7 separate regions of the Mus musculus genome follow, and regions 2, 3, 4, 5, 6 and 7 are each linked to region 1. A link is a loop called in an ENCODE intact Hi-C map of the cell type or tissue named here. Cell type or tissue: heart. All regions are shown on one strand. Each heading gives the region's core, and the rest is flanking DNA. Links, peaks and the distances in the headings are about the cores only. Region 1 overlaps Gm19708 (a long non-coding RNA gene). Region 2 overlaps 1110002E22Rik (RIKEN cDNA 1110002E22 gene). Region 3 holds the start of H2az1 (H2A.Z variant histone 1). Region 4 overlaps Dapp1 (dual adaptor for phosphotyrosine and 3-phosphoinositides 1). Region 5 holds the start of Trmt10a (tRNA methyltransferase 10A). Region 6 holds the start of Lamtor3 (late endosomal/lysosomal adaptor, MAPK and MTOR activator 3). Region 7 has its middle 5.3 kb from the start of Mir6380.

Evidence for each region. A loop is a pair of places that touch in the nucleus more often than their neighbours do. Peaks named below come from ENCODE experiments on the same cell type or tissue, not always from the same donor. Only the 100,000 strongest peaks of a DNase experiment are listed, where the experiment ranks them.
Region 2: it touches region 1 in a loop (2.4-fold over the local background); 8 of 42 quality-filtered maps call a loop at or near these places.
Region 3: a loop joins it to region 1, with 8 times the contacts of the local background. A loop is called at or near these places in 12 of 42 quality-filtered maps.
Region 4: it touches region 1 in a loop (2.2-fold over the local background); 11 of 42 quality-filtered maps call a loop at or near these places.
Region 5: it touches region 1 in a loop (8-fold over the local background); 39 of 42 quality-filtered maps call a loop at or near these places.
Region 6: a loop joins it to region 1, with 2.1 times the contacts of the local background. A loop is called at or near these places in 5 of 42 quality-filtered maps.
Region 7: it touches region 1 in a loop (12-fold over the local background); 17 of 42 quality-filtered maps call a loop at or near these places.

What each region holds. Positions count from the first base shown.
Region 1 is chr3:137,990,166-137,994,531 of GRCm38, reverse strand. All of the region lies in intron 2 of Gm19708 (a long non-coding RNA gene), which reads right to left. Among named protein-coding and RNA genes, the nearest start is that of Dapp1, 11 kb to the right of the region's middle. In heart, for the core only: a CTCF peak has its summit at 1,962; a DNase peak (open chromatin) is centred at 3,181; H3K27ac peaks cover 1,568 bases.
Region 2 is chr3:138,062,266-138,066,631 of GRCm38, reverse strand. It overlaps 1110002E22Rik (RIKEN cDNA 1110002E22 gene), which reads right to left. Exons shown (of 3, transcript NM_001370862.1): 1 at 4,334-4,366; 2 at 1-1,611. The coding sequence starts at 1,580. The region is part of intron 1 of Gm5105 (predicted gene 5105); the gene reads left to right. Among named protein-coding and RNA genes, the nearest start is that of 1110002E22Rik, 2.2 kb to the right of the region's middle. In heart, for the core only: no CTCF peak of the experiment used is centred there; a DNase peak (open chromatin) is centred at 2,461; H3K4me3 peaks cover 1,584 bases; H3K27ac peaks cover 2,665 bases.
Region 3 is chr3:137,863,218-137,867,583 of GRCm38, reverse strand. It overlaps H2az1 (H2A.Z variant histone 1), which reads right to left and starts at 3,097. Exons shown (of 5, transcript NM_016750.3): 1 at 2,888-3,097; 2 at 2,374-2,451; 3 at 1,951-2,064; 4 at 1,444-1,573; 5 at 662-1,198. The coding sequence starts at 2,890. The coding sequence ends at 1,137. It overlaps Gm43403 (predicted gene 43403), which reads left to right and starts at 3,258. Exons shown (of 2, transcript NR_169184.1): 1 at 3,258-3,619; 2 at 3,747-3,897. In heart, for the core only: a CTCF peak has its summit at 1,805; DNase peaks (open chromatin) are centred at 1,863, 2,363 and 3,203; H3K4me3 peaks cover 3,397 bases; H3K27ac peaks cover 2,854 bases.
Region 4 is chr3:137,936,856-137,941,221 of GRCm38, reverse strand. Dapp1 (dual adaptor for phosphotyrosine and 3-phosphoinositides 1) reads left to right here. Exons shown (of 9, transcript NM_011932.3): 5 at 314-361; 6 at 2,023-2,085; 7 at 3,400-3,485. Among named protein-coding and RNA genes, the nearest start is that of Gm19708, 4.7 kb to the left of the region's middle. In heart, for the core only: a CTCF peak has its summit at 2,468; DNase peaks (open chromatin) are centred at 271 and 2,461; H3K4me3 peaks cover 639 bases; H3K27ac peaks cover 1,125 bases.
Region 5 is chr3:138,143,044-138,147,409 of GRCm38, reverse strand. Trmt10a (tRNA methyltransferase 10A) reads right to left here and starts at 3,962. Exons shown (of 8, transcript NM_175389.5): 1 at 3,814-3,962; 2 at 1-35. The coding sequence starts at 30. It also overlaps a transcript of Mttp not described here. In heart, for the core only: CTCF peaks have their summits at 2,306 (motif pointing right), 3,458 and 4,033 (motif pointing right); DNase peaks (open chromatin) are centred at 3,619 and 3,969; H3K4me3 peaks cover 1,809 bases; H3K27ac peaks cover 1,804 bases.
Region 6 is chr3:137,915,879-137,920,244 of GRCm38, reverse strand. It overlaps Lamtor3 (late endosomal/lysosomal adaptor, MAPK and MTOR activator 3), which reads right to left and starts at 1,690. Exons shown (of 7, transcript NM_019920.2): 1 at 1,582-1,690; 2 at 1,327-1,372; 3 at 290-324. The coding sequence starts at 1,335. It also overlaps a transcript of Dnajb14 not described here. In heart, for the core only: a CTCF peak has its summit at 1,763 (motif pointing left); a DNase peak (open chromatin) is centred at 1,734; H3K4me3 peaks cover 2,419 bases; H3K27ac peaks cover 1,946 bases.
Region 7 is chr3:137,776,161-137,780,526 of GRCm38, reverse strand. No RefSeq gene overlaps it. Among named protein-coding and RNA genes, the nearest start is that of Mir6380, 5.3 kb to the left of the region's middle. In heart, for the core only: a CTCF peak has its summit at 2,169 (motif pointing left); no DNase peak of the experiment used is centred there; H3K4me3 peaks cover 627 bases; H3K27ac peaks cover 515 bases; H3K27me3 peaks cover 611 bases.

The sequences.
Region 1 (4,366 bases), core at 100-4,099:
TGGTTGGCATGTTGAAAAGATGGTGTATCTTTTGGACACATAAATGTGAGACTTTGCGAAACAACACACCCCTCCTCCTCCTTAGTGACTTTATTGGCCCCTGGGTCACATCAGTTTGTCCATCCCAGGAAAGTCAGTGTAGAGTTTGCTCCTGAGCTTTCTGGATCCAAGCCATCCATCTGCCAACACCGCATCCCCATGTTTGTATAGAGAAGCAGTGGGGGTTTCTCACAGTGACTTGCTGCTCTGCTGCCTGTCACTCCAGGTCTTCTGTTCTTAAGGGAGAAAGAAAGCTCCTCCCTCAGGTGGCAGGAGAGTCAATGATGCAGCAGAGACAATTCTCCAACTCCCCACAGCACAGGGGGACACACTCCCTCCCCTGACACCCAGAGCACAGCTGGTGAGGATGCTATCACGTAGAGCTCTTAGCATGTGCAAACGCTGGCCTCCCTCTCAGGGGAGACTCTGTCCCTTCAAATGAGCCCGTCAAGGCTGGAGAGCAGGGAAGGCCCCTGAGCAGGTTGTGGAATAGTGAGCACAGCAACCTGCTCACCGCAATGAGCTGTGAGGGTGTTGGCGAAATTCAGCCTAGAACCTACCACTGGATGGTAAGGCTTCTTCTACAAACGTAGAAGCTATGCTCGAACCATATAAACTGGCTGCCCTGTCGTAAAGCAAACTGTTGGTGAAAATCTGGTCCCTCAACACTTTCGCTAGAAGGCTGCGATGAGGGTGGGGGAGCCTGGGGCAGATAAAGTGGAAAGGAGAATCACCTACATTTCTGTGGCAGTGAGAAGTTGGGAAAGCGTTAACCATGAGAGGGCAAGCCTTCAGAGTCCAAGGTAATCTCTCTGGTGTGCTGTGGTGTTACCAGATTTGCCAAACCACATGGAGTAGGGGAACCTGGAATTATTGCTATTGTGAATTATTAAAGGAAACATTACTTAGGAATGACACTGCTAAGCAGAACCGGGCTGTCTCCTTCCAAGATATAGAAATCTCACTGGACAGTAAGGTAGACTAGGTCACTAGGACCAGGAATCTACCTAACCTGAGCCCAGAGGACACGGGTCTTCTTCACCTTTGAGATCAACTCCCCAGAGGCCTCTTCATCATTCCCTGGAATCAGCTCCCAAACCTCTCTCCTCTTCTCGTGTCTCATACTGGTTTGCATAGCTGTAACTGCTGAATCTGGACCAAGTTCGAGATCCCACTCCATGGGACATCTAGGCCCCAGGTCATGAGTGTGAACTAGCTACCTCTGTAGCCACAGAAGCCTTGCTGATGGAAAGAGTGTGGGTGCTTCCATGGGACCCACTGGGCCCTGCTGCCTGCCTTCCTCTTGCATACGCTGCAGTCAGGATGCACAGAGACAAGGGACCTCACAATATTTAATGGACTTAAAGTGGGCATGGCCTCCAGATTCTCCCAGCATCCCTCAGTCCCTACCTGGCATACTATACCCTCTACCCTGAACTTTCAAGCCCAGAGGCTGGACTGCTCTTCTCCCAGAGGCTCTTCCCTATATAATCCAGACATTTTGGTGTCTACACACACACACACACACACACACACACACACACACACACACACACTTACACTGGAGGTCCTAGTCTTAGGGGTGGTGGGGACCTTTTTTGTTTAGAAGCATTGATGGACACAGCCATAAAGTGGCTTAGGTCCTAGGGCACTTTGACTTGACACAAACTCGCAGTATAAATCACTTGTCTAGGAACTACAAATCCATCACCATGCCGTTTTGATCTGCAGATTCTGGCATGGGCTTTGCTGATGGTACTCAAACTCTGCAGAACATGAGACTCACTTGGGGTTGCTCTTAAACATAATGAACCAGTACCCCGGTGGGGGATTTTCAGGCTAGTGACCGACCACCTGTGAGAGTCAAAACTCTAGCCCTTGGCTTTTATGTTCAGTGTAGGGCTCTACACGGCCCCCTGTGGGTGGCTGTTGTGAAGCGCACACTTCCTGTTTCTCTGCAGCCTTTAGATCTCTGGTTCCTTTCGGGGCTTTTGTTCCTCTAGGTCTCAGGCATTGATTCCACCATCTCATCTGTGCCCTCCTCTCTTCCCTGTTATCTTTACAATACTTTTTCTGCAAACATCTTCTAGTTCTTCTTAATTCTTCTCTTTGTTCCAGTTCCACCTTCCTGTATCCAAATAAATTTTCCCTGCAGGGAACTATTGTAAACTGTTTCCGTTGTAATTCTGAGAGCCCTATGGTTGGATTTTCTTCTCCTTCTTCTCCTTCTCCTTCTTCTCCTTCTCCTTCTCCTTCTCATTATTATTATTATTATTATTATTATTAGGCAGGATTTTTACCTCAGTAGTTCTATAGATACATTCAGGTCTTATTTTAAATGAAAAAAAGAAAATCTATATTTTACTAAATAGGCTAGGATTTAAAAAACAAAACGAACAAAGAAACAAAAATAAAACTAAGCGCTAAAAGCGTAGCGTGTTTGAGGCAGGGCAGAGGGACTTGGGGGCGTTTCAGGAATAAAATGGAAGCTTTCTATTCTAATCTCTTTTCGTTCATTTAAATCTTTTTGGTAGCGATCTCAGTGTTAGAAGTTGGGGATGTAGTGCAGTTGGTAAACTATTACTCCTCTAGCATGGAGCCGAAGTTTGCATGAACTGGGTGTGGCAACAGAGGCTGGAAACCCTTTGAGGACCAGGAGTTCTCTGCTACCTATGGAGTTTGAAGACAGCTGGGAAACCTAAGGCCCTTTCCTGACAATAACAAACCAGGCCTTTCTAGCACTGGGGAGGCAGAGGCAGGCGGATCTCTGAGTTCGAGTCCAGCCTGGTCTACAGAGTGAGTTCCGGGACAGCCTGAGCTACACAGTGGAAACCCTGTCTCGAAAACCAAAAACAAACCCTCCAAAGCATTTAATGTAAAGTAGAACTAAGAATTAAACCATGCAGAGCTTGACAAGACAGGTTAGACATTACACCGGAATCGTTTTAAACGTGTAGTTTAGTATCTTCCATGAATGTAAGAGAAAATCATTAGAATCAACCATTTTAAAGAAAATGTAAACGGGAGGGTGAAGCAATGGGAGAGCTAAACACATAAAACAATCGCAGCCCCAATACAGTATGACTGCCACCTAGTGGTGAGATATCCTCAGCACAGGGGTCCTGCTTGAGTCCGTGAGGGAGACTGGGTACCTGGTCCACGAACTAAGGCCACCCACCGCTGGGTGGCGAGAGGAGTTCTATTCTCTACAGTGCCAACTCATAGCTTCCAGGGTTACTGTAAGAAATACGTTATTTGTTGATCCAATTTCAAGGAAAGTCGTTCAAGGACCTTTAGCACATCCAAAAGCATGTTGCTAAAGTCTGACTTTACCACTGACTTAATTGTAGCTCAGAAAATATTTTGTAATTTTAAAAACAGCACCAGAGCTGGGTTTTGAATCCCTGGAGTCCGTAAGGAAAGAACAGTGGTCTAAGGCAACGTGTCAAGCCCTTCGTAAGCCTGGCAGACCTAAGCCACAGTGTCTCCCTGTTCCCAAGCTTCTCGGCCCAACCTGTCACACAGCAAAACTGAAGCCATGCCTTCCACGATGCTCCCCAGAAGTTCTAAGTCCCCTCCCACTCATTTCTCTCTTTGTTAACTGTTATTCGTATGATGCTTTAATATAGTTACATCATTTTTCCCCCTTCCTTTTCTTCCCGCCACCTCTTTCCAGGTGCCCACACCTTGCTTTGTTTCGAATTCATAGCTTCTTTAATTGTGTGTGCATCTGTGTGTGTGTGTGTGTGTATATGCCTGTGTGAGTTCTTAAATACAACTGCTAAGTCTGTATAATGTTACTTGTATGTATGTTTTCAGGGCTGCACCAATAGGTTATCCGATACCCAACGATCATTTGGGTATCGGATACCTATTGGTGTGCCCTTCCGTAAGAAAGACTATTTGTCCTGCTTTCAGCATTCCTTCCTTGCCTGTATTCTTTGTCTGAGGTTGGTACCTCAAAAGCAACATATTAGCATATCTGTTGGTACCACCCTTGTTCAGGTCCTGTCTAGGCAGCCATGTTGGTGAGACTTTATGGGGCAGCTTCTCTGACATTTCTAGGAGACAATCTCACAGCAAACTTCCTGCTCCTCTTCTCATACGCTCTTCCCACCCACTTTCCTCCTGTGATCCCTGAGCCTTAGGGGCAGGAGTTGTGCTGTAGGTAGATGTATCTATTGGGATTGAGCACCACAACTCTGCATTTTTGATGGGTCGTGGTTTTCTATGACAGTCTATCTGTTGCAAAGAGAAGTCCCCTTGATGTGGTGTGGGGACTATGTACCTGCAGGTATTAGGAGAGATACTCAGAATGTAGTTAGGG
Region 2 (4,366 bases), core at 227-4,226, 72 kb before region 1:
TTTGCACGCACGTTGCTAGGCTCATTTATAGCCCGGGAAGTTGGCTTGATTGACAGGAGGATCTGGCTTGCTGCACTCCCACAGCTGCTTGCAGCAGTGGCCGATGCCCCTAAGGCTGCCTCCCGGAGCTCCAGCAAAGGCTCAGGTGGAGTGGCAGTGCCAGGTCCAGTGGGTGGAGGGACAGTGTCACTGTCAGAGGGGCCACTGCCCACTTCCGTGCTGCTGGTGTCACGGCCGCTGCTGCCTGCCCCCGGTCGAGCCAGGTCGCTGCTGATGGGGCTGGGAGTCCGAGTGGTGTTGGTGCTTGGTGTGGTGCTGACGTAACAGCTATTGTCATCATCTTCTTCTGTGGTGATGTCTCCTGGGGTCTCATCACTGCCACCAAAGGAAGCGTAGTCCACGAATGAATAGATCACGTTGTTGTCCTCGAAGTCCCAGCGAGAAGCCAGCCCCACGTCGAAATCCATACCCTGCTCTACCTCAGTCAGCTGGATCTCATGGGTGGTGATGTAGTGTGCATCCTCGTTTCTCAGGGGACCCCTCTTGCTGTGGGACTTAGCAATAATGTCCTTGCAGGACGCTATTCCATCATCGACCCCTCCTCTTTTGTCCTCCCCCGCTCCTGCCCGGTCTCCTGCTTCTTCTCTGTGTTGTCGGCAGCTCGTTTCGGGATCACTCTCAAAGCCTAAGGATGAAGAGGAGGTGGCCAGGACCCCCAGTAACTTGGTGGGATCGTCCATTTTGGAAAGGCCATTGTCTTCTGCACTGTCCACCAGGGAGGAGGAGGAGGAGGAGGAAGACGAGAAGTCGTTCTCACAAGCCTGGGAGGGGAGGCACTGGGAGGAAGCAGGACTCTCCCCCGGAGCTGGAGCCTCAGGGGCATGGCCGCTGGGTTCATCCTGGGCTTTTGTCTTTGGACTCCTGGAGGCCTGCTGTTCTGGTGGCAGTTTCAGGGTCTGGGGACTCTCCCTTCGGAGTCCAGCTGAAGCACACGTCTCCACATACTTGGCTTCAGGCAGGGTAGAGGCTGACGGCTCAGGTAGTGGCCGCAGCTGCTGCCTGGGCTCCGGGCTGTCTTGTGGTCGGCTCACCGGGTCCTCCGCAGGCGTCAGGCTGGTCTGTGAGTTCATGTCAGACGTACCGCCTTCCATTCTGAGCCCTTGTCCAGGTTTCAGAGACAAGATGAGGCAGTGGTGAGCGCTGGGGCTGTCCTGGGTCCCCCTCTGGTCCCGGAGGGGCCACAGAGTGGCCTGAAACAGGTTCCCACGTGCTTGGGCTGGCCCCAAGGCTGTAGGTACCACTGCCACAGTTGCCACCACCGCCCAGTTCTTCAGCCCCTGTGGTGGGGCCTCGGCAAGCCAGAGGGAGGTGGGAGGGCTCCCAAAAGAGGCAGCAGAGGTGGTCTGTAGCCAGGGGGCTGCGGCTCTGGCCGCGATTGTGGCCAGTGTCCTGCTGCTGAGCTGTCCAGTCCAGTTGCTTGTCTGACAGCGTCGGTGGGTGGGGGTCTGAATGCCATTAGCCAGCGACGAAGCAGCATCTGTAGGTCGGACAGGGGTCTGCCAGAAATGAACGGAAAGCATGTGCTGTCCCTTGTACAGCTTTGTCGCTCTCCTGGATGGGGAGATAGAGGGTCACGTCATTCCAGAAATATTTTTAGTGTCCATTCCCTAGTCATATCGAAACTACACTTGAGGGTAAAAAGAAGAGATGCGGAGAGGAGGCGGGGTGGGGGAGGAATGTGGCTTCTGATTCAAATCAGCCAAATGTTCATTGTAATCTGTTTTAGAGGCGTCTAGCAAGCGCACAATTACCCTTCGCTGGCTGCCATCTTTCCCCAGCCTCTGATTAAATGAATTTTCTCTCCTTGTTCAAAATTCAAATTTTTTCACGGTACTTCAAATCCATTAAGGAAACTCCAGAAATATTTCAAGTCCCACTTGTGCATATGGTAATTTTATAGTTGCCTCATTTGCATTGTCTTTCCCTCTTTGGAGAGCAAAATCAGATGAGGGATGGTCATAGAAGCTTTCACAGGACAAGAATATTTCGTCATCCTTCCCTTTGGCCAGACTTATACTCTGTGAAACATAACCTATTTGTTTCAAATTGGGAAAACAAAAAACAAACAAAAAAAACAGAAAACAAACAAACAAAAAAAAAAACCCAACAACAACAACAAAAAAACCAAACCTCTTCTAAAATCCTTGCTGTGTTTACTCAAAGCTTAAAGGGGGAATTTCCCGAGACCTAAAAGCTCCTTAAATAAATTTAAGCTACAGGCATTCTGAAGGAATACAGAAAGACAATATGGACAATACTTCAAATCCCTACAGTGACTACTCAAGCTCAAAACCGTTCCTAAACTTGTAAACGCACTACAAGACAATAAGTCATGTTAAATATAGCCTTAGCTACAGCTCAGCGATTGGGTTCCCCTGGCTGCACGCCAGCTCTGCAGGGCAGAGAGTCAAAACGCAGGAAAGAACAAGGAATATGCTTACCCTCCCTGAGTACAGTGCGGCTTGGAGGGAGGTTCAGAGAGGAAATGTGAGCCTCTGGCATGCCCCTGAAAATACGGCCAAAATCCCAGTTCACCCGCTCTGAGATAGATTCATTCCAAACAAGTCAAGATCTGGACAGGCAGATTTGCCAAGGCAACAGAGGGGTCAGTGCTAGCAACCTTTGGGGCGATTCCCCGGGCATGGTCCATGGAAAACCACGACTAGGTTTTGGTGAGACCTGGCCCTCATCATCTGCCAGGCCCAAGTCCACCTCTATACATAGTCTGTGTGTCACCTATGCCGATTGGATAAAGCCCTATTTTAAACATCCACATTTGTGGAAAGGAAAATAACACCGCCAACCATCCCCTTTTGACATGAATGCCATCCCCACGCTGAAAAGGGTTCCTTCCTCTGAGTAGGCATGTGCGTAAGTGAGAAGTAGTCACCCCTGACAACTGCAGCGTCTACCTTCTCTCCCTGTAGGCATCCCAACCCCACCATTCTCCCTAGGACAAGCCCTCTGCCCTCTCTACTGCCACTAAAACGTGCCCAGAAGAGACTGAAAACATCTGGAATAAAGCAATGGTTATTAAGCCATAACTCAGGGTCATGGGAAAGAAAAAGAAATACCTTCCAAATCTTAGTTTCTTAATTAGTAAGTACAACTAACTAGGAACATTTTTAACATTTACGCACATATTAATGATTGAATTCTGGTAAGAACCACATGAATTAAGTACAATTACTATACTGATTTTATAGACGGGGAACCTGAGACACAGAGGTAGGGCATGATTCAAACCTAGGCAGTCCAGCTGGAGACCTTTACGGTTACGATAGGCAATCAAGGTGGGTCCCCACAGTCAAGGTGGGTCCCCACAAAACCATTCAGAGTTGTTACCCCGTCAACTATCAAATCTGCATGACCACAAATAATCTATGTAACTGGTTGAGGTTTGTTTGTTTGTTTTTATTTCAGATATTCAACCCGAGAACACTTTATGGACTTGGGGGGCTAAGGAACACGATTCTGTTAATAAAATGGATTAAATATAGTCCCCTTCTCTCAGGCAAGCAGACTTTTGAGCTCGCCATTTTTACTTTTCTTTGAGGCTGACCATGCCTTGGGCAGTAAGAAAGCCCTGGAGATAGTCCAAGACAGTGTGAGACACATGTGCTTCCTGGCTAATCAAGAGGCGAGAGTTTCTGTATAGTCCAAGGAAGAATCACTCTAGCGCTGTCATATGGCCCTGTCTGTCATCGCAACACAACAGATTTTTTTTCTTGAGTTTCTTCCTGTGGTTAGCAAAATATAAAACTGAAAGTTCTGACACACAGGGTATATGGTAATGTTCTCTCTCTCTCTCTCCCTCTCTCTCTCTCTCTCTCTCCCTCTTCCCCTTCTTCTTTCTTCCTTTCCTTTCCTTTCCTTTCCTTTTCTTGCTTGCTTTCTCCCTGTCTTCCTTCCTTTCTTCCTTCCTTCCTTCCTTCCTTCCTTTCTCTCTCTCTCTCTCTCTCCCTCTCTCTTCCTTCCTTCCTTCCTTCCTTTCTTTCTTTCTTTCTTTCTTTCTTTCTTTCTTCCTTTCTTTCTGTGTTTTCAAGGCTGGCCTCGAACTCAGATATCCACCTGCCTCGGCCTCCCCCAGTGCTAGGATTAAAGGTCCCAGACTACAACTGGTCACCATAATTTCTTAATACCCAAAGTTCCGCAAAACCTCCTGAGGTCTCCCCTCTCTGAGAACCCAGCCCTGGCCAAGCTCCCCACCTCCCCCCAACCCCCTCCCCCACAATCAGACACAGCCTGGTTCGGTTCTAACGTGGGTTCTTACCTTCAGAATAGGTGTGTGGCTCCTTCAAGGATT
Region 3 (4,366 bases), core at 195-4,194, 130 kb after region 1:
CGGGGTGGGGACAGGGACCCTCACGACCAGATCCACAAGGATCAGAGGCCAGGCCTCCTGGCCCTTAGGTCTTGGGAAGCCCTGGGCCTCCGTTAGGGAGTGATTGCCGCATGGATTCGTCCTACAGGCGCTTCCTGCTTTGGATCGGAAGCCCTGGAACCCCCAACCCCCGCAGTTCCCCAGCCCTTCTCAGCGGCACATCTGACCCACCTGCCACCTGGCAGGTACAATGCAGCTCTTTGGGTTAAAGCAGCTGTAAGGCAGGAAGTTCTTTCATCCACATAGGCTGCTTAAGCACCTCCTATTCTGTTTGATTTGCTCCAGGAATTAGGATACATGTCTTAAGGCTCAGGGAGGGGAAAGGGGTCAATGTATAATAATGGAACATGCTTGGCATGAATCAAGATGTGACTAGCATTTCACACCTGTGTCTGGTCACTAAAAGCAAATTATATCCGAAGTTCATTCGGTGGAGGTACTTTCGTTGTACCCTGAGGGTCTCTGTACTTGTGTCCCACCTTAGGATACAGGCCCTTTCACATTAGTTAACTGTCAATTGGGGGGGGGGGGGACGCCAAAAGCAGTTACCTCCAGCTTCTTCCCAAGTTTTAAGACCCTAAGAGGTCATATGATACAAAGAAACAACAAAAGTACCACGGGGTTATGACTACAGATGCACTGTTTAATTAGTAAGCAGAGAATGTACTTGTTGCTGAGTGAGATCTAAGGTAAGTCCCGATTATTAAGCAAGTTTAAAGCTAGTTTGGGATATGACCTTTATTGAGCTTATCCACCAGAGTGGAAACAATGTCTGTACAAAACCAAATGCTTGTTACTATAACTTCTGCATCACAATTAAAATCCAAACAGTTTTTTAAAAACAGTCAACTCAATCAAAACCCACTACTTCAGAATCAATAGCTTCTTTGAAGCCACAGTAACACTTAAATATGGTTAAGACTCGAATGCAGAAATTTGGTTGGTTGGAAGGCTAATTAAGCCTCCAACTTGCTCAAATAGAATTACAAAAAGGCAAAATTGTGTTTTTCACAGAGATACAGTCCACTGGAATCACCAACACTGGACAGCTGTTAGGAATATTTAGAGTCCTGAGATAATAAGGAATCCAGGCATCCTTAAACAGTCTTCTGTTGTCCTTTCTTCCCGATCAGCGATTTGTGGATGTGTGGGATGACACCTAGGAGAGGGACACAGATTAAGTCTACCTTCTGGATAAACATTTAAAAAAACAATACATGAACTCAAAGCAGGTAAAATTCATATACAAAGTGAAAACTTGAGGGATGAACAATGATCTTAGCAAAAACTAAGTGGAAAGCCAAACCCCATGAAAGCACCCTGTACTGAAATCTCTTCTAGAAACAATGGGAGTGTAGGAATTTTCTTCTTAAATAGAATGTTAGGAGTTTAGGGATGACATACCACCACCAGCAATGGTAGCTTTGATCAGAGAATCCAATTCTTCATCTCCACGTATAGCAAGCTGCAAGTGACGAGGGGTGATACGCTTTACCTTTAAGTCTTTTGACGCATTTCCTGCCAACTCAAGTACCTAAAAGGCAAAAAATAAATAAAAATCTGATGATCAATATTCCAACTTACTTTCAATCAAGATCTTTGAACCTCAATGGTGTTATTTACCAACTGTTGTCATTCCCTACTACCTGAATGATAAAATTATGCAGAATTATGCAAAAAAAAAAAAAAAACCACCCAAAAAACCCCGAAGGGGCACGCAATTGCATTTGCAGGAGCAGCACACTCTGGCCCAGCAGCCTCCTCGGCTGAACGCGAGCTCCCTCTAGCGCTCCCTCGGTCTGCGCGCCGCTCTTAGGGCCTGCGAGTTTTCTTGCATCACTTTCCTCCTCTCTCGCCACTTTCCCCCGCCCCCCCAGAGCTTTTCCAGATCACAGGCGTACTCCCGCTTACCTCTGCGGTGAGGTACTCCAGGATGGCTGCGCTGTACACAGCGGCGGTCGCGCCCACACGTCCGTGGCTGGTTGTCCTAGATTTCAGGTGTCGATGAATACGGCCCACAGGGAACTTGATTTTTATGCACACAAACAAACGAACAAACAAGAAAAAAAATGCACAAAGATAGGAAATTCGTTAAGATAAGATGTGCGCGCCAAAGCCAAGGACGGTGGTGGTGCACCAACGCGCCCCGCCAGTTAACACACATGTGATCCGACGCCCCCCCTCCCCAAACCCCAGTATTCACTGTCTCCGCAGGGCCAAGTCGCGACACATCACTCATGCTAAGATGGAACACCCATGGAGGGTGCAGACAAACAAGCAAGGGGGGTGCAAACATAAAGGCCCGGTCACCCGACTGCGGCAGTTGCTACCCACCTGCAAGCCGGCTCGCTGCGAGCGGGAAACCGCCTTTGTCTTGGCCTTTCCGGAGTCCTTTCCAGCCTTACCGCCAGCCTGCGGCGCCGCCGACGCCCGCGAGCCCGGGAGGGACGGAGAAGATAGAATTACCAAGGCGGCGCGCCCCTCCCCCACCACAGCGCGTCCTGGAGGCGAGCGAGCGCGCGCTCGGCCGCCCGCCGCCCGCCCCGCCGGGGACCCCGGGCCGCCGCTCGCCCCCCGCCCGCCCTTCTCCCCCGCCGACCCCTGCCGCGAGCCCGCCGCGGCTGCGCGCCCCCGCGCCGGCTCCCAGCCGCGCCGTGCGCGCCCCCCCAACCGTCGCCTCCCGCCTGGAGCTCCGGGGCTCCGAAAACACCTCCCCTCCGCTCGTCCCGACCCCGTCCCCGCACGCTCCCACTCGCCGCCGCCGCCGCCTCTCCCAGCCCCGGGGACGGCGGCCCCGCCCGCTCGGAGCCTGCAGCCCGCGGCCGCCCGCCGTCACTCTTCACGTTACCATCTCGGACCGTGCTGAAGCTCCGACGAGCGAGGAAGAGACGAGGCCAGGCGGACGCTCAGCGAGATCCCAGCGCCCACTCCTCCGTCGGACCGCGATTCAAACTGCGCCGTCTCCCGCCTTCCTCGCGCCCTTTATACTGCAGAATGTTCCCTCATCCGGGAACTCGGCCGGTTCGGCCCACCAATGGTTGCCTCCCGCCCTCGGGACGCGTCCTTGAGGCTCCAGCCAATGGGAGAACGCACAGCGGAGTGGCGGGGCGGGCGCTCGGGAGCTCGAGCGATGATTGGCGCGTGGGGGATGAGTTAGGGGGGGAGGAGATGCGGCGGGACGAGGACCGGGAGAAGAAGGGGCGCCGCGGCGGGAGGGCAGCAACAGAGCGCTGCGCCACCGAGCGAGTGGACGGTGGTGTCACGTGCCTGGAGGGAGGAGCTGGAAGGCTGGGGAGGAGCGCGCGCTGGCGTCCTCCCCGCTGCAGCCTCCCCCCCTCCACTCCCCCGCGGTGCTCCGGAGACCACGTGAGCTTCCCTCCCGGTCTAGCCTGGCCCCCTCGCTGACAACCGGCGCCTCTCGGTTGCCCTCTGGCCTGGCCTTTCGTGTCCGCAGATCTCGGTTTCCTTCAGAGTCCTGCCTTCTGACAGGTGGCTCGAAGGCGTCCGGCAAGAAGAGCTCAGCTCGGCCTCTACTTGGTGAACCACTTCCCTGATAAAAGTGTCACCTACCCCACCCCCGGTAGTTTTTTCATCTTCCTCCACTTCTGTCCTCACCTCTTGTTACCCCTCACCCCCCTCATCCTGTCTCATAACAACAGTGGAGCCAAGTTACCGTGGGGATAACAAGTAATTTTGTCTACACACAGGAAGCTTGGGATGAAGCGGTTTTTTATAATGAAGTCACCGGCCATATTTTTGCGAAGACTTCGCATCAATGGGATGCACCTATAGCCTAGTGTCTAAAGTTGATTTGTTGAAACATTAAAGCTATTATGTGTCAGCTTTCCTACACTAAAACATTTTGCCACATGACAAATGTTGGTAAATGTCAGTGGGGTAACTGTAACATGATTCACAAGCAGTTACAGATGGTTCATGTAATCAGTTACAAATGCTGGGCTTAAAAAAAAAAATAGACTTGTACACACGGTACTGTCCTGATGCCAGCCACTTAGACGTGCAGTTAGTAGATCTACAGCACCTGCATTTATCACTCGCTGCTTGGAGACCATAATTATCTGAGTCTTGCGAATTTCGCATTTATATTAATACGTAGCACTTTTCAATTAAACATGATTGTGTGGCCATGTGGGTGGGCGCGGGTGCTCACCTCATTACTATAGTTGTGGAAATCGGATGACAACTTGAGTGAGTGCTCTCTTTCCAGGGTTCCAGAGATAAACTCAGGTATCAGGTAGTCAACTCTCACACAGCTAGCACCCGTCGAGTTATATCACCGGTTTATACTTTTTACATAATTGAATAG
Region 4 (4,366 bases), core at 186-4,185, 53 kb after region 1:
CAAGTTGCCAGCTTGAGGTAATCAAGAGCCTTTCCATCAGTGCCTGTGGATATGGACTATGTCGGATGATCCAGTCTGCAAAGTGTCTCCCGTGGCACCGGGGAGAGTTGCAAGACCTGGAGAGGGTCAGTTAAAGATCAGTGGCAGACATGTTCTTCATAGAGCAGGACAGGGCAAGCCTGCAGCTTAATGTAAAGTGCTTGCCTGGAGTAACGTCCCCCCACACCCCAGTACTGGGAGATAAGAAGGGATAGAAGCACAAGGCCAAACATGTGACAATTCTGGGCTTCATTCCAGACCTTTTCTTTTACAGCTGGGCACCAAAGAAGGCTATCTCACCAAGCAGGGAGGCCTGGTAAAGGTAAGGGAGTGGGGTTCGTAATGTTGTCAGATTTTTTTTTAAAGGAAAATTATAAACTTATTTTGAGCCACTTATATTACCTGAGAAATGACTTGGCTGTTCTCTGACGAAGCCCGATGTGAGTGATCTGCAGTTCATACTAAAAAGGAAGCACTGTGCAGTGTGTTCCGTGGAGGGGCCAATTTTCTTCCTTCTTCTTCTTCTTCTTCTTCTTCTTCTTCTTCTTCTTCTTCTTCTTCTTCTTCTTCTTCTTCTTCTTCTTCTTCTTCTTCTTCTTCTCCTTCTTCTTCTCCTTCTTCTTCTCCTTCTTCTTCTCCTTCTTCTTCTCCTTCTTCTTCTCCTTCTTCTTCTCCTTCTTCTTCTCCTTCTTCTTCTCCTTCTTCTCCTTCTTCTTCTCCTTCTTCTTCTTCGATTTATTTACTCATCTTATGTATATGAGTACACTGTAGCTATCTTTAGACAGACCAGAAGAGGGCATTGGACCGCATTACAGATGGTTGTGAGCCACCACGTGGTTGCTGGGACTTGAACTCAGGACCTACTGGAAGAGCAGCCAGTGCTCTTAACCACTGAGCCACCTCTCCAGCCCTCTGTTTACTGAAAGGTAGGCCAAACACATAACTGGTGCTTAAGAAAAATGACATTATAAAATACCAAAGTAAACACAGTCTACAAATCCAGGGCCCCTGCCTGCTCCCTGCCTGCAATTGTGCCTTTAAAGCTCTCTTTAATTTTCACATGTCATAGCCATGGTCATGCAGTGTTTTAGCTCCTGTCAGAGTCAGAGTCCTGCCCTCTCTCCTGTAAACCAGGCTGCTTGAGTCTAATCTAGTCGTGCAGCTATCTCTGTCCTTACTAGACTGGATGCTCACTGAAGATGGGAGACATTCATTTTTTGTAGCCTGTTTATTGATTCATTTCCTATCCAGAGAGGGTCTCCTTCACAGCCCAGGCTGACCTCAAGCATACAGTCTTACTTCTCAACATCCAGTGTGAGGATTAAAGGCATAAACAACTATGCCCGTTGAATGTTTATTCTGCAATCTTCTATTGTCTCTTTTAACTGGATGCTCTGCCAGCTGAGACAGATCAGGGCATTATTAAGACATAGGAAGGAAACAGCAGCAACAGTTTCTGCTGTTGAGTCCAGAGAAGAGTCAGAGTGTCATGTGATTAAAGGATTCTAAACTTCAACTGTATCCGCTTTAAAGTAATAATAATAAATAATAATAGATGACATTACTTTATATGCAATGGGTAAATATGCATTATATATAAATGAAGTTTCAAGAGTATACACCAAATATACATAAATTTCTGGGGTGGTGACATAGCTCACAGAAGGGTCTCAAAGTTGATAGCAATTTTTATTATAGCATTAATAAAACAGAAACTTAAATGGCTTGTTATAAATCACCTTGAATATTTAAAACACCTGGTTCTATTCATTTAAATAAACTCGTGGTATTTCTATTGTGATCTTGGAACATAGATTCATCTTATTTTTTTATAAGTATTTTGAAACTTTCCTCAAAAAAAAAAAAATACCCCCAAATATTTTAGGCTTATTTCATCTAATCCTTTATATACTTTTAAAATGAAAATAAACCATCAAGTTTAGATATTACATTCTTGTATTCAAACAAATTTTCTCCCCTTAGACCTGGAAAACAAGATGGTTTACTTTGCAAAGGAACGAACTGAAATATTTCAAAGACCAGATGGTGAGAAAGACATGCGTACCCTCCCCTCCCCCACTCTCCCCTCTTCTCTCACCCTCACCCCATCCCCACTCCCGCCGCTGCTTAGGTGTTGGTTCCGTGAGGTTCTAGACATCCTCTGAAACAAGAGTCTAGAGACCCAATTATGAGGGGGCGGGGCACACTGGCCACAGAGTTTGTTCGGAGATCAGAGACAACCTATGGAGTTGCATCTCTCCTTTCAATAAGCAGTTCATGGGAATCAAACTCGGATTATCAGGCTTGATTTGACCACAAACATCTTTACCCACTGAGCCATGTTGCCAGCCCAGGATCGGGGCTCTTGATCCTGATCTATTCTGACTCTGCTAAAATGAGGGCTCCCTCCAGAGGCTGCTGATTGGTCAGTGCAGCTGTCGCTCTCCGCAGTATTTGGCTCCCTCTGCTTGGGACAAAGGAATTCTTCCTTTGCCTTCTTGCCTAGGAGGCAATTTCCCCTTGCCTTAAATGCATATCCAGGGCTGGAGAGATGGCTCACTGGTTAAGAGCACTGACTGCTCTTCCAGAGTTCAATTCCCAGAAACCACATGGTGGCTCCCAACCATCTATAATGGGATCTCATGCCCTCTTCTGGTGTGTCTGAAGACAGCTACAGTGTACTCATATAAAAATAAATTTAAAACATCTTTAAAAAAAAATCTCCGTTCTCATTAAAATAAATAAATAAATAAATAAATAAACAAAAGTATGTCCAGTGCCCAGGTTCGTTTTATCATGCCAACTTAAAATGATTTACTTTTTCTTTATACAAGAGTTCAGCAATAGTAGAAGTTTCTAAAAGATGGGAGAAAATATGACTCCTTCCTTAAAAATCTACATCGATCTGATGTAAATTGACAAAAGGGGCATCCATCTTTTTTTTTTTTTACAAAAAATAAAATTATTTTATTTTTAAATAATGTGCATGAACATGTGCCTGTGTGGTAGTATGTACCCATGAGTATTGGTACCAGGTCAGAGGCATTGAACCGGTTGGTGCTAAAGTTACAGGCAGTTTTAAATTGCCTGGTATGGGTGCCGGGAATCGAACACTGATCCTCTGGGAGAGCAGATCACCCTCTTAACCACTGAGCCATCTGTATGGCCCAGCAATGTCTTCCCAGTGCTTAATCCATGAAAAGCTAGATCCCAAACCCCAGCGTGTGTCTCCCCTGTGTCAGGCTTTGCCATCATCTGTTATCTTAATGAAACTGACCGTTGCTCGCAGCAGAAACCTTGCTAAGGGATGGACACGCGCATTTGTTTATTTATGTGACATCATTTCGTTTTGTTTTTCAGTCACCAGAACCAATTCGGATCCTAGACCTAACAGAGTGCTCAGCTGTTCAATTTGATTACTCACAGGAACGAGTAAACTGTTTCTGGTACGATATATTCATAAAGGAAATGTTTCTAAAAGTCTTTTAAGCCAAGGAATCAAAAGCTATCTATCTTCACGTGTACACATCTGGATGGAGGGACAGGGACCTAACCTCACACGACGGTGTGGCATGCTAGGAGTGCCTCCAGTTACACAGGCCACAATACCTCCTCTAAAGTGGCTTCAACAAAGAGGCAGGCTGTCTAGGTTCAGGCTGTGCACTGCGCAACAAGGACACACTCACTCACTCACTCACTCACTCACTCACTCATTCATTCATTCATTCACATCATAAGCAACTTTACTGCTTTGAGATTTTCCTCTCAATTTTAATTATCATTTCACTGACTCTGGTGATAGATGGATCTGTCTTGTTTCGGCCCCATGTGACCCTAGCAGCAGAGGAAATGTTTTGCTGTGCTACGATCAGTATATCGGGATATCCCTATATATATTTCTGGGATGGTGTCCTGACAAAAACAGGTGTGTCTTCATTTCCACCACCTTTTGTTTGAAAGTTTGTCAACCGTATGCAGACTGAAAGATGTAAGCTATTCTCCCTCTAACTCAGCTCACTCAGACCTTGCCAGATTTTAGGACTGCTTTCAGCCATCACTTCTTTTCCTAAGCCCCAAAGCCGGCTAGAAGAAAGCTGCAAGGATACAGTATCTTGATTGTGGAAGTCCTAAGAATAAAGATATTAGCTATAGAACTGTAGTTTCATTGTTACACAGAGAAAGTGAGCAACTTTCGGCAGCAATGAACAACAGACAGCTTGTTAATGCCTGTCTATGATCTAACCCAGGTTTGATTTTCTTTAAGTAACAACTTGAGAAGCAGGTGGACTGAGACAAGGTGCCAGCAAGGGCGTGGTGTCTACCCTTC
Region 5 (4,366 bases), core at 126-4,125, 150 kb before region 1:
TGCTGGCAGCATTTCAGATGACATATTCATTGTCTCTGAAAAATTTGAAAAGCAAAAATTTTTTTACACGAACTGGCAACTTACAAAGTAAAATTACCCAAATGGCCAAATGGCCAATAGAGATCACTACATGCTAAGCACTATCATTGATAAAAATGCACATTAGATAGTTAGATTTCATTTATTGGCAAAGATCTTTAACTCTCACTTGACATGAATTAAATACCATTCATTGACTGTCCTGGAAGGACTGAAGAAATAGAGTGTTTACATATACTATAGACGGTCTTCATGTTCTTTCCAGCGTGCAAATGTTTTGAGAGTTATAAAAGCACCAACACTAGTTAGCTTCCGCTGTCAAGGTGACATCGACCAAGACCAGAGTTATGTGAGAAAGGCTCAATTGGGGATTGGGGGGTGGGTAACAACACTGGCTCTGCCCAGATGGCCTGTGGCCATGTCTGTGAGGAGGAGCTGTCCTTATTAGTGTGGGCAGTGCCATCCCTAGGCTGGTGGTCCTGGTCACTAAGCATGAGCGATGGAGCAAGCGGAAAGGCAGACGCCATGGTCTCTGCTTTGCCCTGACTGCCCTCAGTGATGAACTGTGGTCTAGAAGCATCAGCCAGATACCATTCCTTTAACTTGCTTTTGGCCATGGTGTTTTATCACAGCCTCAGAGAACTGAACTACTGTAGATACTTTCTTACCTAGCAATGGTTTCTTAGAATAAATTCCTGTAAGCGAGTCAGAAATGTACAGTAAAGGCTGCATCATAATTTATTCATCCTAACATTTTTAACTGTAAAAAGTGAGAACTTATTTGAGTGTCAGCATAGAGAGTAAACCAATGGTTCTTCTATAATATAGGTTAGTTACTCATGCTAAGCAGCCAGGAAAAATGGTATTTCCAAAATTACTTACTGATGAGAGGTAACAGTTACATTTTAAATCTGAGAGACAATGCAAATACTAATATTCCTTTTATATTATTTATTAAAGCACATATTCACACATACCTTCCACTTCTGTTCATGGGTATCTGGATTTTCTAACTTGAATGATACAAGTTTTCTTTCTCTCTCTAATAAATGTCACTATATATCTGTAAATGCTTTAGCTATGGCTATAAACAAAATATAAAAATTGATTCTGTAATCAGTCCGCAAAATTCTTAGCATTGACCGAAATCAATCTTCATTTAAATCCAACCACACACATTTTTATCCATAACAGCTAGAACTCAACTTGCTGACTGGGGGAAGGCGAACTACACTGAAATATCTTTTCTCTTTAATATGTTCTTAATAACAAGGCTTACAAGTGTTTGCCTACTTGTCCCTGCCTCAGACAAAGCATAATCTGCTAAATAGCATGTGGCCTTAAGAAACATTCTGAGATTCTTCATTCTTACAGAGCTAGCTAGTTAATCTAAGCAAACAAACGATAATCTAAGCCAAAACAAAAACAAACAACAACACAATTACTCTTCGAGATGTAATAATGAGGACAACACTTTTGCAGAACTTAAACAATAGCTTTACTCTATGCTTCTCGATTTCTTTGAAAGTGCAGTGTCACGTTACTTGAAACTCAGTTGACTTATTCCAAACTGAGAGGATAACTGAGTAGATAAGGGATTTCATAGGAGTCTAAAAGAAAATGAAGAGAGTAATTTCAAAGTTACTAACTCCTCTGGTCTCTAGTACTAAATTCCTATGAAAAAAAGCATCTCAAACAAATCTAGCAGAGAGAATATACTGATTAAAGGGATGAAATTGTGTATTATTACTCAAACCCAGATCCAACACCAAAACTTCCCAGTAACCTAAAACCCTGAGGATGGGGGAATTCTGAAGGGAGAGTGCTACTGCACACTGTTGACAGATGGCTCTAAAGGCATTAAATAAAACTCAAAAATGTATATGCCCAAAGGCATGAATAGTGGAAAAAACAAGACTCAGTAATGCAAACTTAAAAGCAAAATTGAAATTAACAGGAAAACATTTTATGAAACATATTTTCAAGAGAGCACAGCTCTGAAACTTGAAACTCAGTTGACTTATTCCAAACCGAGAGGATAACTTGAGTAGATATGGGATTTCATAGAATTCTAAAAGAAAACGAAGAGAGTAATTTCAAAGTTACTAACTCCTCTGGTCTCTAGTACTAAATTCCTATGAAACAAAGCAATATTTATCCGTGGCAATACTTTTCAGTAGTTTCTCTATGTTCAAAATTTTGAAGTGTTGAGCTGCCTTAACTGTGAGAATTACAAAAGCCGTGTTTTACAGCTCTCTGACACCAGGGGGAGCCTTTGTCTTTCACATCTAAAATGTCTCCAGTTAAATTTAACTTGACCTATCACAGAATAGTAACATCTTTGAGCAGCCTATCGTGAGCTTGTCCTAACATTAATGTGTTTTATCAATTCTTGAAACACTGTACTGGGTGTTTCCTAAGCTTTGATTAAATAAGCCAGACTACTGAACAACACATGAAATATGTTTCATTTTATAAAATACATGAATGCAGATAAAATACTAGCTGGCTGTCTTGTTTTGTCTAGACTTCACCAAGATAGCTTCCGCTCCGACTGTCTACTAAGTAATAGAGTAAGAATTTGATGCATTATGTAAAACACGGCACTTTTGAACACACGGCTTTAGTTTGGGTCACGAGGTGAATCTCTATGGCAGCGAGTCTGAGGCTTCTCCCAGACCAGCAGTGATGCTTAAAGCACATTTTAATCCACTAATCCAAGTCTAACAAGTATTTAAGAACATTTTACAGAAAGATAAAACAACTCTGAGACTTTACTTTAGCATATCTTAAAAAGAAAAAACCTGGATGGTTAATTCTTGGATATAAGTTATCAGACAGGATTACAAAACTCAAAACTGAGTAATACTGACAAAGACTATCTGGTGTGGGGAAGAGCATACGTCACTTAATGCCAAAGACAAAAACCCGGCTGTTATCAAATCGACTAAAACGGCCCTCGTAGTCTTTAAGCTTTCTTTTCGGTAACTCTAAAATCAATACATGCCTACTTCAGGGTATTTTTATGTTATTTTATTTTTTTTTATTTTTAAACGCGTTGGTCTGTACCGCAGTAGCAATAGCCCTTTGTTCAGTTGTCAAAGTCCCTTTGGCTTGAGTTCTGGCTTGGGAGGGAATCTCAGGAGAGCTTTTTTTTTTTTTTTTTTTTAAATGAGTAATTTTACATCTCCGGACACGCAACCACATTTTAAACACAAAATATTTCAGTGGCAACCGGTAACGCGTCCATCTTAACCTCATCCTCAGCTGACCACGAGGCCGAGCCGCCTGGGCAGCAACTGCCCCTCGGCGCCCTTACATGCGACGGCCTGACCCAGGGAAGGAAAAAGAGGAAAAGAAGGGAAAACGGCTCGCCTGCCCTCTAGGCGCAACGCAGCGTTGCGACAAGCTACCCTGAGACTCCACATGGCTCCTTTCTGCCACACTTCCGGTAGGGACTCTCCTAAACAACAGAAACCCGGAGCGCACACCGCGGCGACAACCGGGCGCGCGCACGCCCCGAGCGGGGCCCTGCGCCCGCGAACGAACCGCAGCTGACCAATCACGACTCTGGAAGACGGCACGTGAGTGGCGAGGGGCGTGGAAAACGCACACCTGACGCCACTTCCTCCGCAAACCGGCAACTACTTCCCAGGCCCTCACCCTCTACTCCGGAAGCCTTGGTTGCAGCGGAGGCTAGGGTAGCTCACGCTCCTTTGGCATCCGAAAGGATACCAACGGGCAGGGGCACGACAGCCGCAGTGCCATATTTACCGTGCCGCGGGGCCGGTGGGGAACGCCGGGGTGCGGTTAGAAAGCCTTTCTGAAGTGTTCTCGGCTCCACGCGGTCGTCCTCCTTCAGAAACTTCAACTCCCAGAGGCAGAGGCGGTGGTTGCGCGCCCGGTTACGGCACTTACGGCTTACGTCATCGGACTGCGCTAACTCCAAACCGGAGAAAGAGGAGGAGCCTGTAGGGGGCGGGGTCTGGGCCTGGGTTTTGCGGGAATGGTTAGTGGCTACCGCGAGGCGTTTTTCCCGGTCAAGCGTTGCATTTCTACCCACAGGCCTGTGTAAGCTCGGGTCTCGAGGCGAAGATCGCCCCACTGAAAGAAATTGAAATGCGAAACAGACGAAATGCTCTTATTTTTTTCTGCGTTGAGAGGATGATCTAGTATTGCCCAACGTACTTCTAATTTATGTAAGAAAGTTACCAATGGTCTTTCATAAGTGAAAAAATTGTAAACTGAAATTTTTAATAGAAATTCATCGAACTTAGGAATTTTAAAGTTTTCTTTTTATGTCCTTAGTAAAACATAATACTTTACA
Region 6 (4,366 bases), core at 183-4,182, 74 kb after region 1:
TAGTGTGTTTTTAAAAAAAAAAAAAATTGAAAGTGGCAGGAAATCTAAGTTCTAGTCCCCAGCATCTCTCCCCGTAGAACCACACAGAAGTCATCCAACAGCTCGGCTTCGAGCTATCTGGAAACTCAAGCCATCTCTTAGGATACCTGGGGTTAGTTTTATATTTAAATGTGGTAAATAATTACCATGAAATTTATAAAAATACTAATTTTAAAAGGAGAAACAAAATACTTTGTAAGATTAACACGTTGCACAGAATTTATTCAGCAACAAATCAATAATTTCTTACCTTGGCAACTTTTTGTACAGGAATCGCTTTAGATCCTGAAAGAGAATAATTTTTAAAAGACCATTATTACCTTGTGCTGTTCTAGCCCTGTCCCTATCCCTAAAGGACATGAACTCACCACTTGTCACTGGCATTTCATCTCTGACGTGTATAACTTGGGAGAAGTTAGTTAACCTTTTTCTAGGCCTCAGTTTCATTATATGCTTCGTTACATGTCTACAGGGATAATCACAGACCCTACAACCTAAGAACGCTGTCAAAGGTTAGTAAGGGCTATGTCAGTGTACTTGGAATTGGGACACACAAATACAGATTTGCTGTAAAATGAGGTCACGTGCTTCCTAATATTTTACATCCGGATGCTACCGTATTCACTTGAGAATCCTCTATAAATCTCTTCCCATGTCCGGGCATCCAGATTGCCCATGAATTTTTTTTTTTAAATGATCCTAATTCCGATAAACTATTCTAACATTCAGCTTCTTGGCAAAGATACTGACAATTATGACCTCCACTCTAAATGTGTGCTGTTTTGAACCTCTATCTCCCAAACTGAATGAGTGTCCTTTCCCACGTTACCACCACAAACTTACTTTTGCTCTCGTCTTAAACAGACACATAGAAACGGAACATAGCTTGTTAAGGGGGCACGCGTTAGCCATCCTTTTAGACTCCCAACACTGCCTACTGAGACACCAAGAGCATTATTTACTGGGAGAGGATTCAGAGCACTGTCCTATGAACAGGTACTGACTGGAAGGGCGGCCAGTCATCCTTCAGAATTTCCAGTGCCACCCACACAGAGTTCTTGTATGCTCCAATAGGATTAGGAGGTGGAAGAATATATAGTTCTCTGAGGCTAAAGCACCTTAGTGGCCCATCACAACCGGTCCTGACAGAAGCTCAGGCCCCTGCAAGTCCTTACTACAAATCCAGGAAGAGAGGCGAGGCTGAAACACATTTCTACCTTTCTCCTCTCAGAAGCCGTATGCAAACCTCCCACCTCCCCTTTTTCTTGGGAAGGGGTGTCAACTTACATCCGCCATGATGAACCCCTTTTCCTCGCAGAATCGATCTCCACTCCTGGAAGGAAAACTTCCGTGACTTCCCCCGCACCCGAGGCTTAGTCACCCTCTCCAGACCCAGACAGCATCACGAGATCCACCCTCTCCAGGGCCAAGCGAGAGCCCTGGATCTCCGTCAAGGGAGTGGGGAGGTTCCCGGGGACCCTGCCCGGTGGCCAGCCCACCTCTCCCCACCCACTCTGTCCCCGAGCTGAGAGGAGCGGCGACCTCTGCAGACGCACGCGCGCTCCAGCCTGGGAAGACCTGCCCCGGTGTTCCCGCAGTTCAGTCGCCTCTCTGAAGCCGCCTGTCAAGTCGCTGTCACATTACTCGTGACCTCCGCGGGATCCAGGAAGCACTTGCTGCACCCTCCAGTACCGGGACTCGGAACTTCCGGGGAGACCCGGGCGGAAATTGCGCGCGCGGCCGCCCCGCCCCCTGGAGGCTTTTTTTTTTTTTCCTGCGCCTGCGCGCTGCGCCACGAGCAGCTGGGTTGGCATCTGCGGTCCTTGCACCTTAATTTCCATCCAACTCACCTACAACGGAAGATGATCCTGTGCGGAGTATGTGTACACCTTTCCCAGACCCATTATGTAAATCTTTATGAATGAAGACGTTTGAGGAGAACAAACTGAGCAGCCTACTTATTAGAAGTCCCAGGTCCTTGGATAACCTAATTTACAAGCCAGTTTCCTAACGGTGCTGCTACCACATGTTCTCTTGGGTTTTTACCTAGAAGTGCAGGAGCCATGGGCCTATGGGCTCGTTTGCTAAGTCCGTTTTGAACACGCATGCACTGGGCTGCCTGCTTTGGCTCTTGGGCCTGCATTTGTTGTATCTTCTTAAAATAAAATAAAAACTGCCTATATTTTTTGTTGGTGTTTGTACATTCAAGAAAGCCCACTGTAAGGGCAAGGCAAGAAAGCTTAGCAAAAGGGAGGCTTCTCCATTTGCTTTGGCCCGGTGTTTCTCATTACTGACGCGTTGATAACTCTTTTGTGGTAGAGGGCAGCCATGTAATCCGCTTAGGAGACTCTGGTAGAAACCCTGAGGACAAACGAAAATCACCTGGGATCTAAATACTCCCCAGTGGCTGCCTGAGCTGGGGGGAGTGGGGGGAGGGCGGGGAGGGGGAATGGAAGCTGATGGCTTTTGCTGCAGATGTTAACAGTCGTGTACCGTTAAAGAAAACGGTAAGCTCTCTAGGAGCACCTACTTTGGAATTCTTTTACTAAATCGCCACTCAAGTTTCTTTTCATTTCCACAAAGTTTTAATACTTTTATTCTTTGAGAATTTCATACAATGCATTTTGATCATATTTACCCCTGACTCTTCTGCTCTAACTCCCCTTAGGTTCACCCCCATGTCTGTACCCTTCAAACTGTGTCCTCCCCCCCCGCCCCCATAACCTATCAAGTCCAGTTTGGGCTGATCATCTCCGGGGCCTGTGGGACTAGCCAATGGAGCATGGCCAACCTACCAGAGATCACCCTTAAAGAACACTGACACCTCTCTCAGAAGCCATCAATTGCCCATAGCACTTCAGTGTAGGTAGGCTCACCAACCATCCCCACTGCATGCTAGAATGTTGGCTGGCTTGATCTCCGGCAGGCCCGCTCAGCTGTGTGAGCCAGCGTGTTTGTGATAGCATTGGTTGGCCCACTGTGCATGAAGTTGTTCTTTAGTGTCTCAGCCCCCCTTTTGTTCATCCTTTGGGTTTTAGTTTAAGTTTAGTTTCTCAGTGAAATCTTCCTTGACCTTTCCAGAATAGTAGAGGTACTCGAGATAAATGTTAATATATAGATAAATGTTAATAAATAAATATTAATAGATAAATGTTAAAGATAGATAGGCGTTAATAGATAAATGGGTAATTTGTGATCTTCTTACATTTACCAAAATTAAAACATTCATTTCCTGGACAATAATGTTTTCTTCATTAAATTTACACTTAGAGCATTGTCTTAATCCATGAATAATTCCCAGCTCCTAGCTCATTACCTGTGACACAGCAGGGATTCATACATTTATTGAATGAATGGATGAGTGAATGAATAAAAGAATGAGCATATCAAGAGGATCCTATGCTGGGCATGGTGGGGCAGGCCTTTCTTTAATTCCAGCACTTGGGAGGCAGAGGCAGGCAGATCTCAGTAAGCTGGAGGCTAGCCTGGTCTACATAGTGAGTCCAGGATAGTGAGATCTATATAGTGAGACTCTGTCTCAAAAGAAGAAGAAGGAAGAAGGAAGAAGAAAGGAGGAGGAGGAGGAGGTAGAGAAGGAGAGGGAAAAAAAGAAAAAAGGATAAAATATAATGAAGACAAGCCTTTTATGGTGAGAACACCCCCTCTTTTTATTCATATGTTGAGATAAATTACAGAGACTGAAAGACAAAAATTTGTAAATCATTCATTAGAACATTCGTTAGAAATCAAAAGCAGCTTTAAGAATTCTCATATGAAACCTTATATAAGTCTGATATAACATTACATTTTTACAAATCAGACCTTTCATTTTTAAACCTAATTCTGAGGTCTTGAATGCACGAGGGAGCTCTCCTTCACCAGCAGCACTTCATTCTAAGTACACAGGCTTCCATGAACACCTCACCAGACCTGAAAACCCATATCACACCGTGGAAATTACCTGCAGCTTAAAAACAAACAAACAAACAAACAAACAAAAAACACCCTAAAACTTTAAATGGAAAGTCTCACATAGCAATCCAAAGACCAGAAGTAAAGCAAATATGAAGCACTTTTTAATGCAAATAAATTACAGACACCAATTGTTTCTGTCTTACTGTAGACACCCATGTCACAAACAATTCATTCGGAAGGTACTGATGAAAGCGCTACAGTGTCACTCAAAAGTGCCTTCCTATGTTACAGTACTGCATAACCATACAGAGAAACCAGCGAGACTTGCCAGCACTTGTATCAGGTGTTCGTCGCCTCTATGCGGTTACTGGACAGCTCGATAACCAGTCACCCCGAGTTTTAAGAACTTACT
Region 7 (4,366 bases), core at 200-4,199, 210 kb after region 1:
CATCACCAAGAGCTCTGTGGTTCGGCATTTCTCAGGGAGCCCTTCCACAGGTGCGTCGTGTGCTCTCAGGAGCGACTCTCTCCACTTGTCTACCGAATGCAGTTCTGTTAGGTACCCAGACAGCTGGGTGTGGTGACCGGAGTTTGGTCCCACCCCTGGAAAGGATTGGGCAGGAGGATTCTGCATTCCAAAGCAGCCAAGGCTACTATACTAGATCGGAACATATACGGGAATAAAACAGAGCCCCGCGGAAGTTTAGGTGAAAGGGTTTAGAGATGCTAAGTGAGCAATCATGCAAATGAGCGGCTTCAAAGATCCTTCCTGGGATAAGGGAACAGCTGGGGTCTAAAGAAAGCCCGGCTAGGGAGCCCTGATGGCTATTAGGTCTAAGGGTGGATGGAGTTGGCTTTCATCCTCGAAGGGCGAGATAACAGAAACGTCCCCTCCTGCCCCAGAAGAAGGGCTCACTTTGGCTGGGTGCTACACTTGGGCGGGAAGACCTCGTGTGAGGTCTCTTGCAGTCTCAAGTCTAAAAGGACCCTAGGAACTTAGGGAACCTTTGGAGCTTTATTGTAAAAGTGGTTGGAAGCAGGCAGGGATTTTTGTCTGAGTGAGATTGCTGGCTGCAGACTGTAGAATTCATTCCAAGTGGCTTGTTTGTTTGTTTGTTTTGAAGCATGCAATATGATCATTTCTTCAAGTAAAATGTTTCATAATTTGTGCTGTCCGAATGACATCTAAGCTTTCTGTCTTAGGTTATTAAGTAGCTTACTGTACCCGAGTTAGCACCCAGTTTGCTTCTGGTGAGGGGGAGTTCTGCGTAGTCTGTGTGGAGAAATGGAGGCGCAAGTGGCCATGTGAAAAGGGGTGCTGTCTAAACTTTGAAGAAATTAATTAAGCTTGATTGTGTGTGTGTGTGTGTGTGTGTTTATGCGTGCGCGTGAGACTTGATGGTATCCTAGCTTCCCCTGTGGACTACAGGAATGGCTTCTGATCCTAGATGGGGCTGTGTCCCATCCTCTTCTGTAGGTTTGTTGGCCAATTGCACACGTAGGTGACAAAGACTCCCCCAGCTATGAATATACATGCTCCCATCTAAGTCAGAGCAAGCCTCTCTTTCCACCTCCCATCTCTCTACCTTTAAATACTTGAATAGTGCTGCTTTGGAGATTAAAGGGCAAACTGCAGGGTTCTCTTCTACAAGGCAGAGCCTGGGAATCAAACTCAGTTTGTCAGCCTTGGTGACAAGTGCCTTTACCTTCTGAGCCATGCACCCATATCTTAAACTATTGCTGCTTTTCTAGATCTCCTCCCCTTTTAAAATAATTGGCTTTGAGACAGGATCCAGCTTATCTTAAATTTAATATATAGCTGAAGATGGCTATGAGTTTTCAAACTTCTCATTTTCTTGCCACCACTTGGAATTGCATGTCTGCTACCACCTGGGATTACAGGTGCGTGCCAACCTTGCTTGGTTTATGCAGTGCTGGGGGTTGAACTCAGGGCTTTGTACATGTTAGACAAGTAGTCTACAGTGGACCTATATCCCCAGTCTGCCTTTGGTTTTTGAGATAGAGACTTCATCTAGCCCAGGCTGGCTTCTGAGTCCTGGGACTATTGCAAGCCCGTCTTTGATTCATACTTCCCTCTGGCCGTGTTCTTCTCTTCCCACCACATTTTGCTGTACTGGCCGAGGGCCTTTCATGCGTCTTCACTTCAAATCAAGCCAGTAAATAGCTCTCAGTGATGGGCAGTGCGATTCCACATGCATGCACCCTTACACAGTATAGCAGATAAGTGTTAGGAGGAAAAGTATTTCCACACTCAGTTCAGAAATTACTTTTAATCAGAGAACTCCATAATTTAGGGTTTTGCATTCTGCCTGTCGTTTCCAAAATTCAGTCCAGGGATGCGGCTTGCTGGGTAGAATGGTTGCCCAGCGTTCACAAAACCCTCTCTGGGTTTAGAACCCAGGACTAAGCTGGTGGCACGATGGTGCATGCCTGCAATCTCAGCTCTCAGTGGCAGAAGCCAGAGGATCTGAGTTCGAGGTCGACCTCTGACATGCAGGCCATTCCAAGCCAGTCTGGTGCAAATGAGACGATCTCAAATCAACAAAGTTAACAGAATACCTGGCTAACCTTCATCTCTTACCTTGTACTGCCATCCTGTGGCCATTTTATTTTCTAGCCTAAAAAGAAAGGAAACCCTGTTTTCTATTTCCATCACACACAATAGCCCCGGGTTGTCACTAAACACAGGACTACATATATACTGTACTAAACACAGTACACAGATATCGCGGTACTACCAACATGTCCCGCCACATGGAGTGGAGTCCACCATGCCATTTATGTTCTGAGTGAGACAGGCTTTCCCAGGACTCTGCTCTTCAGGCTCCCCTCCTCTCTACCTTGGAATCTCTTGGCGGCTTCTGCAGGACTTCTCTGTACTAGCGTCGGCGACATCTTGGTTCTCTCTTGGGTGCTCAGAAATACTTTCTGCTGGAAGCCTGGGTTTGTCTTTCTTTTGTACGTTGTCCCGTTGGCCTATCTTCTGAACTTCTGCTAAACCCCAGAGCTCTCTTAGTGACTTGACAAGACAGGCAGGGTGCCTGGAAAAGAATGTGCTCAGGCATATCCTGGCTGTGACCACACATGGTTTAGCTTCTCTAGAGAAATGACTGCACAGAAGGTTAAATGTAAGGTAGCCAATGGTTTTCTGCTGGTTCTGGGATTCCTTGCACAGAGCTTGTCTCCTCTGTGACTAGGAGGCAGTCAGTGGGCACATTCCAGGAGAGCAATCTTTGTTCTTGTTTTTGGTATCCAAGACCTCTAGGGTTTAAGGTCCAGTCCTGGAAAATAATAACAGTGATAGTGGTTACTATCTGCAGAGTCCTGGTATGTCTCTGTCCTATCTAACATTACTCACAATTTCTTTTCTTTTCTTTTCTTTTCTTTTCTTTTCTTTTCTTTTCTTTTCTTTTCTTTTCTTTTCTTTCATCTTCTCTTTCTTTCTTTCTTTCTTTCTTTCTTTCTTTCTTTCTTTCTTTCTTCCTTTCTTTCTTTTGACAAGGTTTCTCTGTATAGCCTGGCTGTCCTGGAACTCACTTTGTAGACCAGGCTGGCCTTGAACTCAGAAATCCGCCTGCCTCTGCCTCCTGAGAGCTTAAAGTCGTGTGCTACCACGCCCAGCTTTTTTTTTTTTTTTTTTACAATTTCAAGACCATGAGGTGAGAATATGATTGTTTTTGTTTTACAAGTAATGAAAGTTCTTAGTCACAGAGTAATGATCCTTCTTGTCTAAGGTGGCTCAGCCTGGAATTGGGTTGCTGAAAATGACTTCGCATCCCTGATATCCTTGAATGAACTTCAGTCTGTGTCTCAGTATAAGCCTTTCCTTATAGCCCAGTATCTTTGAACTTCTCAGCCTAGGGTGTTCCTTCTAGGACGAGAAGGGACTGAAGAGTCAGTGCCCATTGTTTATAGATCCTCAGTGTACTATCTTCGTACGCAATATCCATGCTCCAATAAACACCAGTGTTCATTCTGAAAGGTAATTGCAAGCATTAACAACTTCCAGTGTTCCAGCATTATCTCTAGGATAACTTGCAGCTCTGAACAATGCTTTAGAAAGACCTCCCTAGCAGCGTGCTCGGGAGCCATTCCTGTTCCATTAATGCCAATGACTGCATTTGCTCTGAGCACTGTAAGCGACTCTGCTGCAGACTTCAAGACTGCTGCAAAGATGCATTTTTGACACTGACGACTTTGATGGCAGCCCAGCTCTAGCATCAACATTAACAAGGAGATTTATTTACTTTTATTTTTGGCTGTGCATATCTATGTGTACCTCACATACCTGGCACCTGGGAAGGCCAGAAGAGAGCATTGAATCCCCTGTAACTGGAGTTACAGCCAGTTGTGAGCCATCACGTATGTACTGAGAACAGGACAAGGTCCTTTGCAAGAGGAGCAAATGCTCTTAACCACTGAGCCATCTCTCCAGGTTTCATCAGTTTGATCTTAAAGAAAACCTTTGACACGGTGAGGCCAATTTCCCCCAAATACTTATATATCGTAGCTATCGTATTCCTTCTTAGACAAACTGCCACACACACATTCTTTTCTTATGTGTGATGTAGCTTACTTCATAGTGCTGAAGCAATTCTTCCCGTGCATAATAAAATAACAGCCTTGGATTACACATCTGTGTGATGCATGATTTTAACCACACAATAATGATTAATACTCTGGCATGTTTAGTACCTACTGAACATGTTTTCCAGTGCTTTCCATGCCTGCCTCATTGAATCTTCATAGCCCTTTAAGAGTTTACCATAATTGTCAGCAAAGATAGCACATAC